Linked DNA regions of Homo sapiens: region 2 is linked to region 1. A link is a loop called in an ENCODE intact Hi-C map of the cell type or tissue named here. Cell type or tissue: PC-3. All regions are shown on one strand. Each heading gives the region's core, and the rest is flanking DNA. Links, peaks and the distances in the headings are about the cores only.

The links. Peaks named below come from ENCODE experiments on the same cell type or tissue, not always from the same donor. Only the 100,000 strongest peaks of a DNase experiment are listed, where the experiment ranks them.
Region 2: it touches region 1 in a loop (4-fold over the local background); 1 of 110 quality-filtered maps calls a loop at or near these places.

Annotation. Positions count from the first base shown.
Region 1 is chr9:91,533,173-91,541,931 of GRCh38, reverse strand. No RefSeq gene overlaps it. Among named protein-coding and RNA genes, the nearest start is that of MIR3910-1, 99 kb to the left of the region's middle. In PC-3, for the core only: no CTCF peak of the experiment used is centred there; DNase peaks (open chromatin) are centred at 5,321 and 5,591; H3K4me3 peaks cover 778 bases; H3K27ac peaks cover 2,221 bases.
Region 2 is chr9:91,428,116-91,436,874 of GRCh38, reverse strand. It overlaps a transcript of NFIL3 not described here. Among named protein-coding and RNA genes, the nearest start is that of NFIL3, 8.7 kb to the right of the region's middle. In PC-3, for the core only: a CTCF peak has its summit at 3,518 (motif pointing right); a DNase peak (open chromatin) is centred at 3,474; H3K4me3 peaks cover 233 bases; H3K27ac peaks cover 750 bases.

The DNA of each region.
Region 1 (8,759 bases), core at 3,250-7,249:
TAATATCCTCCAGTACTATGTTGAAGAGGAGTGGTGAGAGTGGGAATTCTTGTCTCGTTCCTGTTCTCAGAGGAAATACCTTCAACTTTTCCCCATTCAGTATTATGTTGGCTGTGGCTTTGTCACAGATGGCTTTTATTACATTAAGGTATGTCCCTTGTATGCTGACTTTGCTGAGGGTCTTAATCACAAAGGGATGCTGGATTTTGTCGATTTTTTTTCTGCATTTATTGAGATAATCGTATGATTTTTGTTTTTAGTTCTGTTTATGTGGTGTATCACATTTATTGCCTTGTGTATGTTAAACCATCCCTGTATTCCTGGTATGAAATCCATTTGATCATGATGGATTATCTTTTTGATGTGTTGTTGGATTCGGTTAGCTAGTATTTTGTTAAGGATTTTAGCATCCATGTTCATCAAAAATATCAGTCTGTAGTTTTCTCTTTTGGTTGTGTCCTTTCCTGGTTTTGGTATTAGGGTGATGCTGGCTTCATAGAATTAATTAGGGAAGGTTCCTTCTTTCTCTATCTTGTGGAATAGTGTCAAAAGGATTGGTACCAATTCTTCTTTGAACATCTGGTAGAATTCTGCTGTGAATCCATCTGGTCTGGGACTTTTTTTGTTGGAATTTTTTTTTTAAATAAAGTTTCAACTTCTGTTAAATGTATTCCTGGGTACTTTATTCTTTTTGATGCTATTGTAAATGAAATTGCTTTTCTAATTTTATTTGCAGTTTGCTCATTGCTACTGTATAGAAACACAAGTGATTTTTATATACTGATAGTATATCCTACAGCTTTGCAAAATAGGTTGCTTTGTTTTTTTAATTATACTTTAAGTTCTGGGATACATGTGCAGAACGTGCAGGGAATTTTAAAATTACTGTTTCAGTCTCTCTGTTTGTTGTTGGTCTGTTCAGGGTATCTAATTCTTCCTGATTTAATCAAGGAGGGTTGTATTTCTCCAGGAATGTATCCCTCTCTAGGTTTTCTATTTTATGCGTGTAAAGGTGTTCATAGTAGGCTTGAGTGATCTTTTGTATTTCAGTGGTGTCAGTTGTAATATTTCCTGTTTCGTTTCTTAGTGAGGTTATCTGGATTTTCTCTCTTCTTTTCTTGGTTAATTTTGCTGATGGTGTATCAATTTTATTTATCTTGTCAAAGAACCAGCTTTTGGTTTCATTTATCTTTTATATATTTTTCTTTGTTTGTTTCAGTTTCATTTAGTTCTGCTCTGATCTTGGTTATTTCCTTTTTTCTGCTGGTTTGGGTTTGGTTTGTTCTTGTTTCTCTAGTTCCTTGAGGGGTGACCTTAGATTGTTTGTGCTCTTTCAGACTTTTCGATGTAGGCATTTAGGGCTGTGAGCTTTCCGCTTAGCACCGCCTTAGCTGTATCCCAGAGGTTATGATAAATTGTGTCATTATTGTCATTCAGTTCAAAGAATTTTTTAGTTTCCATCTTGATTTCGTTTTTAACCCGGTGCTCATTCAGGAGCAGTTTATTTAATTTCCATGTGTTTGTGTGGTTTTGAAAGTTCATTATGGAGTTGATTTCCAGTTTTATTCCACTGTGGTCTGAGAGAGTGCTTGATATAATTTCAATTTTCTTAAATTTATTGAGGCTCGTTTTATGGCCTATCACATGGTCTATCTTGGAGAAAGTTCCATGCGCTCTTGAATAGAATGTGTATTCTGCAGTTGTTGGATGAAATGTTCTGTATATATCTGTTAAGTCCATTTGTTCCCAGGTATAGTTTAAATCCGTTGTTTCTTTGTTGACTTTCTGTCTTGATAATCTGTCTAGTGCTGTCAGTGGAGTATTGAAGTCCTGCACTATTATGGTGTGCTATCTCATTTCTTAGGTCTATTAGTAATGGTTTTATAAATTTGGGAGCTCCTGTGTTAGCTGCATATATGCTTAGGATTGTGATATTTTCCTGTTGGACAAGGCCTTTTACCATTATATAATGCTCCTTTTTGTCTCTTTTAACCACTGTTGCTATAAAGCTTGTTTTGTCTGATATAAGAATAGCTACCCCTGCTTGCTTTCGGTGTCCATTTGCATGAAATGTCTTTTTCCACCCCTTTACTTTAAGTTTATGCGAATCCTTATGTGTTAGGTGAGTCTCCTGAAGACAGCAGGTAGTTGGTTGGTGAGTTCTTTTCCATTCTGCAGTTCTGTACCTTTTAAAAGGAACATTTAGGCCATTTACATTCAATGTTAGTATTGAAACGTGAGGTACTGTTGCATTCATCATGCTCTTTATTTTTTGTTTTTTGTTTTTGTTTTTTTAACTTGCATTTTTGTTTTATAGGTCCTGTGTGATTTGTACTTTAAAGAGATTCTGTTTTGATGTGTTTCCAGGGTTTGTTTCAAGATTTAGAGCTCTTTTAGCAGTTCTTGTAGTGGTGGCTTGGTAATAGTGAATTCTCTCAGCATTTGTTGAAGGAAAGAAAATGACTGTATCTTTCCTTCATATATGATGCTTAGTTTCACCGGATACAGAATTCTTGGCTGATAATTGTTTTGTTTGAGGAGACTGAAGATAGGCCCCCAATCCCTTCTAGCTGTTAGCATTTCTGTTGAGAAATCTGCTGTTAATCTGATAGGTTTTCCTTTATAGGTTACCTGGTGCTTCTGTCTCACAGCTCTTAAGATGCTTTCCTTCATCTTAACTTTGGAAAACCTGATGACAATGTGCCTAGGTGAAGATCTTTTTGCAACGAATTTCCCACGTTTTCTTTGTGCTTCTTGTATTTGCATGTCTAGGTCTCTAGCAAGGCTGGGGAAGTTTTCCTTTATTATTCCCCACAATATGTTTTCCAAGATTTTAGAATTGTCTTCTTCCTCATGAACCTGATTATCCTTAGGTTTTGTTGTTTAACATCATCCCAGACTTCTTGGAGGCTTTATTCATATTTTCTTATTCTTTTTTCTTTGTCTTTGTTGGATTGGGTTAATTCTTCAAGCTCTGAATTTCTTTCTTCTACTTGTTTAATTCTATTGCTGAGACTTTCTAGAGCATTTTGCATTTCTAAAAGTGTGTCCAAAGTTTCCTGACATTTTATTTTTTTTCCTTTAAACTGTCTATTTCATTGAATATTTCTCCCATCGCTTCTTGTATCATTTTTTTGGATTTCCTTACACTGGGCTTCACGTTTCTCTGGTTCCTCCCTAATTGGGTTAATAACTAACCCCCTGAATTCTTTTTCAGGTAATTCAGGGATTTCTTCTTGGTTTGGATCCATTGCTGGTGAACTAGCATGATTTTTCGAGGCTGTTGATGAGCCTTGTTTTGTCGTATTACCAGGGTTGGTTTTCTAGTTCTTTCTCATTTGGGTAGGCTCTACCAGAGGGAAGGTCTAGGGCTGAAGGCTGTTGTTCAGATATTTTTGTTCCACAAGGTGTTCCCTTGATGTAGTACTCTCCCACTTTTCCTATGGATGTGGCTTCTTGTGAGCCAAACTATAGTGTTTATTGTCTCTCTTCTGGGTCTAGCCACCCAGTGAGTCTACCTGGCTCCAAGCTGGTTCTGGGGGTTGTCTGTGATGTGAACCATTTATGGGTCTCTCAGCCGTATATACTAGTGCCTATTCCAGTGGAGGTGACGGAGGGTGCAATGGACTCTGTGAGGGTCCTTAGATTTGGTGGTTTAATGCTCTATTTTTGCGTTGGTTGGCCTCCTGCCAGGAGGTGGCACTTGCCAGAAAGCATCAGCTGTGGTAGTGTGGAGAGGGACTGGCAGTGGGCAGGGCCCTAGAAATCCCAAGATTATATGTCCTTTGTTTTCTGCTACCAGGGTGGGTAGAGAAGGACCATCAGATGGGGGCAGGGCTAGGCGTGTCTGAGCTCAGAGTCTCCTTGGGCCGGTCTTGCTGCGGCTGCTGTGGGGGATGGGGATGAGATTCCCAGGTAACTGGAGTTGTACACCTAGGAGGATTATGCAAATAATTTTTGAGTGCCTGTATGGGACAAAGAAATGACCATATATAAAGTGACACACTTATAAACTGTCTCACTTTTCCTAAGTGAACTTCCTGAATTAAGAAAATCTTTTAACACAAAGAATCCCTGGATATAATTGGTAAGTTAGAGAAAGAAGTTTTTTCTCCTTTTAAATCTACCCTTTCTGAATGAATACCATACACATTATTTTATCTTTTTCTTTTGTAAAGATATAATTATGCATTTTTCTGCTTATTAAAATATGTCTTTTTCCTGAATTCAAAGAGAGCCCATACCCATCACATAAGATCCACAATAATGGAAGCATTCTATTACTGAGACTGGCTGCTATTATTGTTTTAGATTCTCATCTTTTAGTCTTTTCTGTGCTTTTTTTTTTTTGCATTAGTATCCCATTTCTGTGTAACAAATTACCACACATATGTAGCTTTAAGCAATACAGATTTATTAGCTCACAGTTCTGTAGATCCGAAGTTCTGCATGGCTTGACTGGGTTCTCTGTGCAGTGTCTCCCAAGATGATATTGAGGCGTTGGCCAGGCTAGGCTCTTCCATGGAGGCTCTGGGGAAGAATCTGCTTCCAATATCACTGGGTTCTTGACCAAGTTCAAGTCCTTGCATCTGCAGGACAGAGATCCTCGTATCCTGGCGAACTGTCAGCTCCCCATCTCTCAGCTCTTTAAGGTTGTCTGATTCCCTCCTCACCTGCTTCCTCCAGGTTCACACCAACAGCGGTGCATTGACCACTTCTCATGCTTCAAATCTCTCTGGCTTCCTTTCCTCAAACAGCCTGAAAGATTCTCTGCTTTTAAAGGGTCTCATGTGATTATGTCAGGCCCACGAGGAGAATCTTTCTGTATTAAGAGCAACTGTGCTATATAGCATAACATAATCATGGAGTGATACCTCACCCTGTTCACAAGTTCTGGGGGTAAGGGAATGAAATCTCAAGGGACTTGTTTAAAATCTTGTTAATCATGTATCTAGACACTTTTTAATTTTAATTTTTAAACTTTAATTTGGCATTTTAAATAATTTAAAATGGAATCAGGGTGATACTGTTTCATACACTTTTTACTTAACTATACATGGTGAATTTTTTTTCTGTCCTTAAATGTTCTTCTAGCATGTAATGTTTTAGGACTATAGAGTGTTTTACTGGATAGAGGTACATAATTTATTTGTATCATGCCTGTGTTTCACATCTTTTCAAACTCTATTGTATAAATCATGCAGCAATTTGTGTCTCATAAACTCTTCCACGTAAATCGCTGTGTCAAAGGGCTTCTAAGACACACTGCCAAGCTGGCCTCCTGAAGAGTCATGCTGGTGCATGCCCCTCCCAAAGGCGTGTAAGCCTGCTCACTTCCATGGGGCCCTGCTAACATTTGTTTACATAGGACAGCAGCAATGTGAGACTCAGACACCATAAACAAGTCGGCCTTCAGCACTCACACTTTGTGACCCTGGCCTTCCATAGTGCTTCTACCCCTCAATGCATTTTCAACTGGGGAATGTTGAACACCTCAGAATTCTTTGCTACCCACTGGGCCACATATCAAGGTGTTGTCTCAGGACTGACCCCAAAGGCTTGTCAGCAGAGTCCCCTCCTGCCGAGGGGCCTAGGTGGTTAAACAGTGACTCAGTGGAGTGTCTTCAGTATAGGTCATTTCTGTGGTTGTGAGTAACTGGGCTGCTTCAGCTCCCTGGCTTCACTCCTTATAGAAAAATAGACTCAGCCCTTATTGGAATAATCCTTTCACTCTTTAAGCTATTTATATTAGTTTTTGATTAAATGGCCACTCACTGTGTTTCTTGGGCTGAACCCATGCTGTACATCCTTCTGAAACACTAAGTCTTTCTTTAGGAAGAGTAAGAATAGTGCCAGGGCCTTGACAAGAAAGAGTGTGAAGTTGGCACCCCAGATGCTGCGTGTCTGCGCAGAGGGCTTCTCTCGGCTTCTGCTTTGTTAGGCTGGAGTGGAGTTAGCAGGAGATTGGAGGTGGTCAGTGCAGGCTTCCCCATGATGATAAAGGCATCAAGGCCAGGTGACTGCCCAACACTTCTGAGGGTGTCCTCCAATTAAAGACCTTTGTCTCAGAGACAAAATGAAGTAACAGCAATGGGCGTGTTTTGCTAGGGGACTTCAATTTTCGATGGTGGTTATTACTGACAGTGGAGTGGCCAGTGAGATAGAGCCTCATGCTGAGAAACTGAGGGTCCTCATCATGAGCTGCCCCAGGCTTTCACTACATCACTAGCCATTAAATCTGAGCCTGAAAAGTCACAGAGAATGGCTCTTGAATATACCATCTTAGAAATCATGTATTAAGTTTGTCTCCACAGGTAACAAGGAATACAAAATGGAGCTCTTCCATAAAGAAGTAGGCTTCCAACAATTTTCCTGTTAAATAGGATGAAGTGTGTGCACATATGCACTTGTGCAGGTGTGCATGTGTGTCCTCCAAAGGGAAATAATACTTAGTTTAAATCATTCATGTTTTTTAATCTTTACAATCTGCATTGATTATATTTTCTGAATAATTACTGTTTGGGAGAGTGGAGGTGGGTCAGTACAGATCCCTCTGGGACGGTTAAGACATCAGGCCCAAGAAAGTCTTTAATGTTAAAGTATCCTTGTCTGCCCCTTTGCCCATATGTCCAAAAATATTTTTTAGTATATTTTTAACATACTTTTATGAAATCTGAAATTTTTATATTTTATGAAATCTGAAAGTAACATATTTTTATGAAATCTGAAAGTAAACAACAATAAAATCTACCTAAACCAGACAAACGAAACTACCATTCCTTACCATAAATGGAGGACTTGCAGAATCCAATGTCCAGATGAGAAATAACGTGCAAAGTCAGCCACTAATGAGGGGAAAGCAAAGCCTTTATAGCGCTCCTTGGTTCAGGCTGTTAATACAGAGCATAACACAAAAAGGTAATTGACATGTTCTAATACATGTTTAGGACCCAATGCCTGACTTTATAGGAGTGACAAAAGTTAACACATTTACTGAATTCTGAATGGTGTGACATCAGGTATTGTATATAATATAATATATATATACACACACAGATATAAATTCACATATATACACACATACATATATTTATATATCTCCATTGGTTCTAGTTCTTTGGAGAACCCTGCCTAATACAGTAACTCTGGCTTTATTTTATACAAATAAAATACAAAGTGTCATATGATGAGGGAATGCCATCACTGTTACAGATGCATTTTCAGACACAGATCTGAGGGGATTGTTGGGAGAAAGCTCAGGACCAGCTGCAGGCTCAGGTGGGTGAGCAAGCCTGCACTGTTACTGGCTTTGGCTTGAAGATGACCAGACTCAAAGGAATGCAGTGCTAACATAGGTCCTGGACTCATAAAGTCAATCCACAGGTCCTACATTTCACATTATTATGGTGAACTACAGTGACTGGAGGAAGACACATTTTCTGAGTGATTTCTAAAAGGCTGTCTATGCAATCTGGTATAAAGCAAAGAGAGGTTTGCTTAAAAAAAAAAAAAAAAAAAAAAGAAAAAGTCCAAATGAGGGTTCTGCATCAAAACTGCCCCCTGGAAGTGTGTGTGTTTAGGATACCACCACTAGAAACCATTCTGGAGCTCTTCTGGCACTGACTTCAGAGCCAGTGTATCAGTTTAAGAAGCAAACTGATGCTCTTAAGTAGTCTGCAGGCAGCCCCCTGTACCTTGTTTCTGAGCTTCCTTCTTTCCCCTACTCTGCCTTCTTCCCCAGCAGTGGACACCAGCCCAAGGACTCAGACAAGGGCCAAGTGAGAGCCTGCAGGAAGTCAGGACCTGGTCCTTACGCTCCTCATCACAGCTAGCGAGTGTGGCTGTCTTCCCATGGCACCGTTTATTTCTCACTCAGACCTCACAACCTGTAAGGCGGCTGCTCTCATTACCGGGGGGACACGAGGCACGGAGAAGTCAAGAATTGAGTCTCATTCACACTTTAGGAAATGCCCATCAGGCTTTAATGTATTTCAGAGCACACGACAGTGCTGCTTCGCCCAGCTAGTTTTTCCTGACCACTCCCCTCGCCCCTCTGCAATGACAACCAGGTGAAGCGTGGGCCAAACACGCTGTGTTGCTATCGCCTACCTAATTCTCCACCCTCGTGTTGGCCTTCCGCTCAAGGCAGCATAGTTCCATTGTTAGGAAGGAGACTCTAAAGCCACACTGCCTGAGTCTGAATCCCACCCCTGCTGCTTAGTAGTAGGGGAATGGAGAGCAAGTAACTTAATATTCTGTGCCTCAGTTTCCGTATCTGTAAAATGGCACTAATAATGGGACTGACTCATAAGGTCGTTTTGAGGATTAAATGAGTCAGTATTTATGAGGCATGTCAGACAGTTCCTGGTGCAGAGTAAGTACAGGCGGGTGTGAAACAGACAGAACATCTGTGGGGTGGGAGGCAGGGCCAGCGGGACAGCAACACAGGGACTGTGTCTGTGTTGCTCCCACTCTATCTGCAGGGCCGGGAGTGTCAGACGCAACACTGGTTATACACCATGTTCAATACATACTTTTCGGATGTTGAATATTGCTACACTCAGGTATGTTTAACAGCAAAAGCAATGTTTTTAACAACTACATGTATATTGCCTCTTGGAGAGGTCAGATTTTCCCTAGCCATAGTGCTTAAAGCTATGCATTCTACCTCAACTCCAGTGCTTAAGATGACAGTAGATAATTGGTATTAAAAATGCATATAAGTCCATATAATGGACTCATAGATTATTACTCAGGTA
Region 2 (8,759 bases), core at 1,603-5,602, 100 kb after region 1:
GATTTAGGGGATAGTGTCAGTAGGAAATTGTAACTGACTATATATGAAGGATGTAGTGAACATTTGTCACTTTATGGCTACTTGGCAGAGGAACCTCTTCCTATTTTGGGTTATAGAGCCTGTCTCCAATCAGAGAAGTTGAAGATCTTCTATTAATTTTCCCAGACTCTTGGTAGCCAGGGTCCTGGCATATGACGTAGGTCCTGCCAATCAGACATACTTAACTCCTCCTTAGCTCCCCACCTTCAACTCTTTGTTGTTGTTGTTGTTGTTGTTGTTGTTGTTGTTGTTGTTGTTGAGGCAGAGTCTTGCTCTGTCGCCCAGGCTGGAGTGCAGTGGCGCCATCTCGACTCACTGCAAGCTCCGCCACCCGGATTCACGCCATTCTCCTGCCTCAGCCTCCGGAGTAGCTGAAACTAAAGGTGCCCGCCACCACGCCCGGCTAATTTTTTGTATTTTTAGTAGAGACGAGGTTTCACCGTGTTAGCCGGGATGGTCTCTATCACCTGACCTCGCGATCCGCCCGCCTTCGGCCTCCCAAAGTGCTGGGATTACAGGCGTGAGCCACCGCGCCCGGCCCCACCTTCAAATCTTAATCAGAAAATGGTAATGTGAAGAAATGGAGATCATGCAGGCTCTTTCCCTGGGGCAGTGCCTGTGAAGGTGGCTGTATCCTGTTTGCAGGAGCTTTCTTTCTGGTAGCAGCATTGGAGGAGTGTGCCATGCAGATGCAGTTTCTCTGTCCTACAGCAGAGACAGCAGTGCCTGCGGGAGATCAATTCTGCAGTTTGATTTGGGGCATAGCTTCCGGCTTTTTAGCCTTCAAACCTGACTTGCCACAGATTCTGTGAGTTGCCTGGAGTTTTTTGGGTTTTTTTGTTTAGTAAATTACTGTTCTGCTCATATTAGCCAAAATCGGTCTGTGTTGCTTGCAACAAAGTACCCTGAATGCTGTAAAAAATTGCTCCCAGATTCTCAGCAAGTTGAGTGAACTATGGGATGTACAAGATGTAACTGAAGGAAGTAAAAATCCAGCTAGTATTAAAGGGAAGAGTTCTGATAGTACCTGGCATGCATAGATGAAATGTTAATTAGATTATAAGCTGTAGGCACATGGAATAAACTGTTCACTGAAAGTCTCAGTAAGGGACCCTGGTTGACCACTGTCACAGAATAGAATGGTAGTCATGAAGACCATGTGGCAAAATCATAGTCCTCACTTCACCAAGGCAGACCTTTCTTCCTACACTCCTCAGTTTCAGGCGCAGGCAGATGTCTCTAAAACTGATTCAGTGCCAAACGGAGCCATCATCCAGCCTCTAGAGGCAGGTGGACTCGGTCAGGCTTCATGAGGACCATGATGAAATGGCACTCAAGTTCCATTTCAACCTCCTTTGAGTGGCCTTTTATGTACCATAGAATTTGAATTCCACATTTACTAGTCTCTCTTGCAACTGGTATTCTGGATGCAAATTAAGATAAAATTTGATGGTGAAAGAGAGGTGAGGCACACTTCCTGTTGAGTTAGCAATTGCTGCAGGCAGGCAAGGTCATAGAGATGTTGGAGTTTTCTGACCAGCAGCTCCAGGGGCCTGATGATTGTATTATTGTATAAGTCAGTTGCAGCAAGCGTTTTTATCACAATTCTCACAACTCTGGGTTCTGATCATTTAGAGGACTGAATATCCAAGGAGGGTGATGCTTCCACTACTTGACATAGCAAATACTTGCTATGCCTAGTGGGGGCAGTGGAGAGAGAGAGAAAGAAAGAGAAAACACACAATTCAGTTATTAGGTACTTTGGGGGAATGCAAAAGAAAACCAGGGAAAGCACAGGGGTGCCTGGAATCATAGAAGACGGCTCATACGGATACTGTTATGTCACCTACAGGCAGCCTTGCCATGGTCCTTGGGCATGTTCATGCTGACCTCCACATTCCCTAGGAAACCCTTTAGAGAAGTGTTTGGCAAACTACAGGCCTATGGCCCAAATCTAAACTGCCACCTATTCTTAATTTTTTTTTTAATTGCGATAGCTTTAAGAGTACAAGCGATTTTTGGTTGTACATGGATGAATTGTATAGTGGTGAAGTCTAGGTGCACTTGATTTTTTTCGAAAATTATTCGTATCCTTTTACTATTTTCCTATTGGATGTTGATTTTCTTGTAAATTTATAAGAGTGCTTAACATATTAAGAATGTTAAACCTTTTTCTAGAATAAAAATGTGAACTATTTTCTCAAATTTTTTGTCTTTTAATTTTAAGGTGTCTTTTATCAAACAAAAGCTGCTTCACGGTTAATTAAATATATTTATCTTTTCTTTTGTAACTTCTGGGTTTCATGTAGACCTGTTCTCCCATATTTTGGTTTTGTACTTTTATGTGTAATTTAACACTTAAATCTTTAATATTACGGGAATATTTTTATGCTTGGAATGAGATGAAGGTCTAGCCAATGATTCCAACATGATGTATTTTCCCTTGGTTAGTAGACACTTAGCATCCATTTTTTTCTACTCCCATGCAATCTGATATCTACTTGGGGAGGCTTGAAAGCTGAAGAAACATGTCTTAGACTTCATGAAGCTGAGGTTCTGGAAGCATATTATGTTCCATTGTTTAGAAGCACTCATGAGAGCCTGTGTTGTGCAGACTGGTCTCAATCTCCTGGTCTCCAGTGATCCTCATGCCTCAGCCTCCCAAAGTGCTTCTATTATACGCATGAGTCACTGTGTCTGGCCTGAGAATCAACTTTTTAAGTTTCTCAAAATATCCATTAGAATTTTGATTAAGAGAGATTATACTCATTGGTTAATTTGGGGGTAATCATCATCTTTATAATACTCTTAATCAGAAATATATTCAATTTTTTTACTTGTTTGGCTTCTGTTAGTCATTATTCAATGTTTAATAGTTTTCTTTATGTAGACTAGCTTGTACCTTTTTGTTAGATGTAGTATTAATTATTTGATAGTTTTTCTTATTGTGAATAAGACACTTTTCCCAAGTATATTTTAAATATATTTAAATATAATATTTTTCAACTAAAATACTAAGAGCTAACATTTATTAAACACTGCCTAGGCACCAGATATGTTATTTATGTTATGCTTCACATGTTATTCAGTCACAAATGAAAATATTGTTCACAAAATACTCATCTAACAATGACTTAAACAAATCGAGGTTTGTGTTTCTCATGTTCAAGAAGCCCAGGAGTAGGTAAACAGGTGCTGATATTGACGCTTCCCTCATGGTCAAATGGGTGCTATAGTTCTAGCATCATGTCCATTTTTAAGGCAGGAGAAAAGGAAAATAGGGGCACCTGCAACTTCTTATTATGCCCGTTTGGCCAGAATGATGTCAGTTAGCCACCCCTGCCATCAAGGAAGTCTGAAAGTATTTGATACTTGCAAATCCCAGAGTAAATAAAGACTGGATGAATAAGCTTGTAAGTAGATCTTGTGTGAGTCAAACTGCAGCAATGCTCATTCATAATATCCTCACCATAACCTTCAGAGGGCAGCATGACTACAATCCCAAGTGTGCAGAGGAGGAAACTGAAACATAATGAGTCTCAGCAATTTGCCGATAGTCACAGCAATAAATGTAGAATGTGTGCTTTTAGCCATTCTATTACAAATGATTCCCATATGCAGGAAAATTTTGTTTTTAAATATTAACATCTTGTCCAGCTACATTACTGAATTCTTCTATTTTTGCATAAGCTTTAGTTTTGCTACATAAGTAAATGAACATATGGAATTATAACTTCCTTGTAATACTGATAATTCTTTTTTTTCCTGTCTCATTGCAATGGCTAAGACCTTCAAAATGATGTCAAATAATAATGAGTTTCCTGTTTATTTTCCTACTTAAATAGGAAGGACTTTATTGTTTCACCATTAAATGATTAAATTTACACTGAAAAAGAATGCTTTTCAGATATTCAGTAGTAAAGATAAATATTTTTCAGTAACAAGAAAGTTTTCTTTCCTAGTCTGCAGTTCAAAATGTTTTCCTTTTATCACATCAAAATAGCTATACTTCTGACTACTCTCCAGCTACTTTAGCAATATATATCATACTCCAAAAGAGTACTAGAAAAGACCTCCCTAAGACCTTCTCACACTAATGCTTTACAAATCAACCTCCCATTTCTTTTCAGCTCTGCCTTTGCACAGCAGAATTAAGATCTGGCAAAAAAAAACCTAAACAACTTCACTGGAATATATAGGTTCTTATGTGTCAGCAACAGTTTTCATAATACTGCAAAAGATAAGAAAATGGACAATTTCTCTGCAAGACTGAGAGTCATCTTTCTCTGCTACTTTTCGTGAGGGACATGTTTTCAGGAAACCTATTTTTGGGACTATTGCTGCACTTTGAATCTTTGACAGGTTCCGAAAGAAATTGGCTGGGCCTGAGTTTCCCAGAAACCGGAGCCTGAATCAAATCTCCTGTGCTAAGCCTTTCTTGGGAGGTACAATTCTAGAACTGCAAGAGTAGGAGGAAAAGAAGAGGAGACAGAGAAATAGGGGAAGTACATTTATAAGGACAAGGTACACTACCAGGTTGACTACAGTGCCCCAAGACAGCACAGACTGTGGCTGGGATTTGGGACATCATGCCACTAAACATTGTAGAGAGGAGGTATTTATCTACTGGTTCCATCCCATCTCCTGTCACTCATGGCTCAGAACTAACCTGACAGTGTGCCAACTACCCTACATCATGGGGTTGTGTCACCTGCCCCGGTAGCCCCTGGGAAAGACAGGTTCCTGGCCCTCTGTGCTTGTGTGAGTTCCTAAGTGATGGGAGGTGCCCATCTGTAAGTTCTGTCCATCTTACTTGCAGCAGCAGGAAAGCATTGGGAACCCAGGAAGACCCAAGTTAGCTGCTGGTGGTAGAAGAGGGAAAGGCGTCCAAGACAAAGCCTGTCCAGTAGCAAGCAAGAGAGGCTTGGGACAGGTGAGGCAAAGGGGATCCAGGAAGGAGACACACTGGGACTTGCAGAGAGGTCATTTTTACAAAGGAAAGTGGTGTTTTACTTATGCATTAGGGGGAAAGTCTTGTGTGGCCTGGGTCATTGAGCAGCACAAGTCCTGCACTGGGAACCATCCCAGACAGCCAGGAGCAGGAACAGAAGCAAAAGGAACTCTGGAGCAGCATAGCCCAAGTACAGACACTCCCTGAAGGCCAAAGTCACGTCGGCTTCCACTGTGGTTAAACTGTTCAAGTCAAATTCCACTTGCTTCTAGTCTCCAGCTGGCTTTCTCTCGTGGGATGAATACACACCCTTTGTAATAGCACAGGAGAGCATGTGCCAGTGCATCCCTAAGCTCAGGCTCTGTTCCCGTGACACCTTTCCCCTCTCCACGGAATGGTAGAAGGATGAAACATCTTAATATATGTGATGCGCCCAAGACGGTGTGTGCATGCTGTGGTGTTTGAGCAGTATTTGTTATTATTCTTACTGTGTAGAGGAACTGAAGCATATATAGCATATGTAAAGTACTATTGTGCTGTTTCTCAGATGAAGAAACTGAGGCATCAAGGTTTCACGTGACTTACCCATGGCCACCCAGCTCTAGAGTCCAGGCTTTGAACCATTTCCCTACACTAATTCTTAATGTGTGACATTTGGGGGAAAAAAAGCATTTAAAACAATGTGTTTTAAATGCTTGAATAACGTACTGCCTGAATAACGTACTGGTTGGTTTTGCTACTCCAGGTCCCCTAGGCCTGGGCCTGGTCTACATTTCCACACTGCTCTCCCATGCCGACTTTGCAAAACCTGGGTTTCCATCAAGCTCTCTGCCAGGACTTGTCACTCCCCAAGGTTCCCTTGGTCACCAACCACACTGGCTTTGCTAGGCCTGGCTTTATGTGGTACTCTTTTGAGGCATGATTCCTGCCTGTAGAATACCCATACATCTTTAAGACTTTGGTCATAATCCCAGCACTTGGGAGGCTGAGGTAGGAGGATCACTTGAGGCCAGGAGTTTGAGACTAGCCTGAGCAACATAGTGAGATCCTGCCTCTACAAAATGTTTTTTAATTAGCCTGGTGTGTTGGCATGCACCTGTAGTGCTAGCTGCTTGGGAGGCTGAGGCAGGAGGATTGCTTGAGCTCAGGAGGTCAAGGCTGCAGTGAGCTATGATCATGCCACTGCACTCCAGCCTGGGCAACAGAGCAAGACCCTGTACCAAACATTTTTTTTAATAAAAAAGAAAAACTTTGATTAAATTATACCCTCTTTCAGGAAGTACTTCTGCCTCTGCTTCAATGGAATGTGGGTCTCCTCTCCTTCAAGCCCCTCTTGGTACACAGTCTGGTCTTTCCAGTGACAGTTACCACACCGCGACAGTATTCGAGTTATGCTTTTAACCCACCATCCTCATCTTCCCATTAACCTCTAAGGGCCTGGCTTAGTTTCTGGCCCCTGCTAAGTAGTCAGTAAACATGTACCTTAAGTGAGGGAGTGAGTGAATGAGCGCCAAGTCTACAGCAGGCATGGGACATCACTCAACTGTTCAAGGGATGCCTGGCACCCAGCAGGTGCTCCATAAATGGAAGAATGAATGAATTCTAATCCCCATCCACCTCTGTTATTCTTTCTTGTAGATGTACATGCTCACTTGTTCATCTGAATTGAATAGGATCCTGGCAGCGTAACAAGATTTATTATGTATATGTAATTAATATGGACACGCACACACATACGCATGCACAGGCACAAGTATTTGGTTGATGATACTATTTTTCTGATGTATGTTGATTCTTTTTTGGGTTAATAATAATAGCTAACACTTGCTAATATATCAGGCACTTTCCTAATCAGTTAATAGGTACTAATTTTATCCTCAGAACAAGTTGAGATTGATACTATAATTATAAATGGTTGTCAAAAGGTGAAAGTGAGGCACACAGCAGACGAGAAAAGTAAGTTGCCCACAGCCACAGAGTTCCTGAGTGGCTGTGGGCAAGCTGGGATGTGGACACGGGCCTCTGTATCTGGGTCTTCAGCACTGGGCTCTACTGCCTGCAATTCCTGGTGACTGCCCGAGAGCTGGCTCTTTTATCATCCTGCCAGTATGCGGACTCACAAAATCCTCCACAGACCTACATGCACCGCCTGAGAGCAGCATCACACAGCAGCAGCTGAAAACACAATGGCACCTGAATCTTGAGCACTTCTGAAAGTTTCTCAGAAGACCAGAAATGCGGTCAAGCACCCAATTTCCGGACTTCTTAAGTGCATTTACCAAACGGAGAGCATTCACTTTAATCTCTTGCTGAAACAAACGACTCCAGAAGACAACTTTTGTCTCTGGAGTGACAAAAGTTGGTGGGCAACTCAACAAGGTAATTTTCTCTTGTCCATGTTACAATTAGGCCAAGGGAAGGTTATGAATGAGCCAGTGCTTGCCATAGCTGCTTTGCTGCAAATGCCACATTTGCAGTTTTTCTTTTCTGCAATATATGCTGGTGGCATGTTAGTCAACCCATGCTAATGAGAGAAGGAACGTGGCCAACCATCTGGTTGGCTCCCTCGGGTTTCAGATGAAGGAATGGACATTCAGAGAGGTGAAATGATCCCCTTGGTGAGTATGGGGTACAGAATGCACCAGAATTTCAGCTTCTGAGTTGCAGCTGTGTAGCTCTTTCCAGTAAACTATCCTGTGCATGACTTCACAGAAATGTTTAGATAAGCTTTACTTCGTTGATTTGAACTGGATTGCAATGTGGACCTGTCTTGTCTTATTCTTCATGAAATGATTTTTGTTAGAACATATTTCACAATTTTCTATTTCATATACTCATAGCCCTGCTAGCTGTGTTCCAGTTGCTGGCTGAGTGCTGCCACAATGCTTGCTCCATCGCCAAGATTTTGCAATGAACACGATTAGCTGCTCCCACAGTCTTGACCATTTTTAGTGTATTCTCCTTTTTCCTACCCACCTTTTTTTGTTAATGTCCCTTATTTTGGCACTCTTACTCACATATACCATTTAATCTGAATGAATAAAAATGCTTACTGAAATGTGTGCCATCTGTGGTGGCTGAATTTAAAGACATGTTTCAGTTTTTGTAATAGTGTACTTGCAACATTTTCTCTTCTTTGCAAAATCACCTCTTTCTGGTCTTTTCCTGGGTCCTTTGGAAATGCTTTCAAATGTATTCAGACCATCAGCTGATTTTGTCTGGGGAAATCATGTCGTTGGTGTAGAGATCTAATTTCTTTCTTAGCTTGAGCAAGAGCTGCTTAATAGGAAACATTTTGGCTTCCCATACTTTAAAGCCATCGCTTCTACAGGGAATGTTATGTGACCATCTTCTATTACCCAATTTCCCACAAAAGCTAGTTTTTGAAAAAGAAGGCCAAGCATGCTAATAGAACTCCTGCTAATGGAGCCACATGGCAAAGTTAGGGGACCGAGAGGCAGAGGCTGGAAGACAGTTGAAATCTTAAAAACTATAACGTCTAGGTTGTGGCTGGGATAGGTAGGTGGCAAGAGCAAAGAGAAAAGTGGATGTTTGGGGGAATGAAGGAATCCCAGGAAGTAATGATCTGAATGACTGGAGAAAGGCCAAAGGAAAAAACTAAGAATAATAGAGTAAATCAAGATAACTAAATTTAAAAAGAAAAAAGGTCAACAAAGGTAGAAAAACTACAAGAAAAGGCAAAGCGGAAGAGGAAGACAGAGGTGAAAGATTAAAAATGGCATGAATAGCAGAAATAAAAGTGCATGAG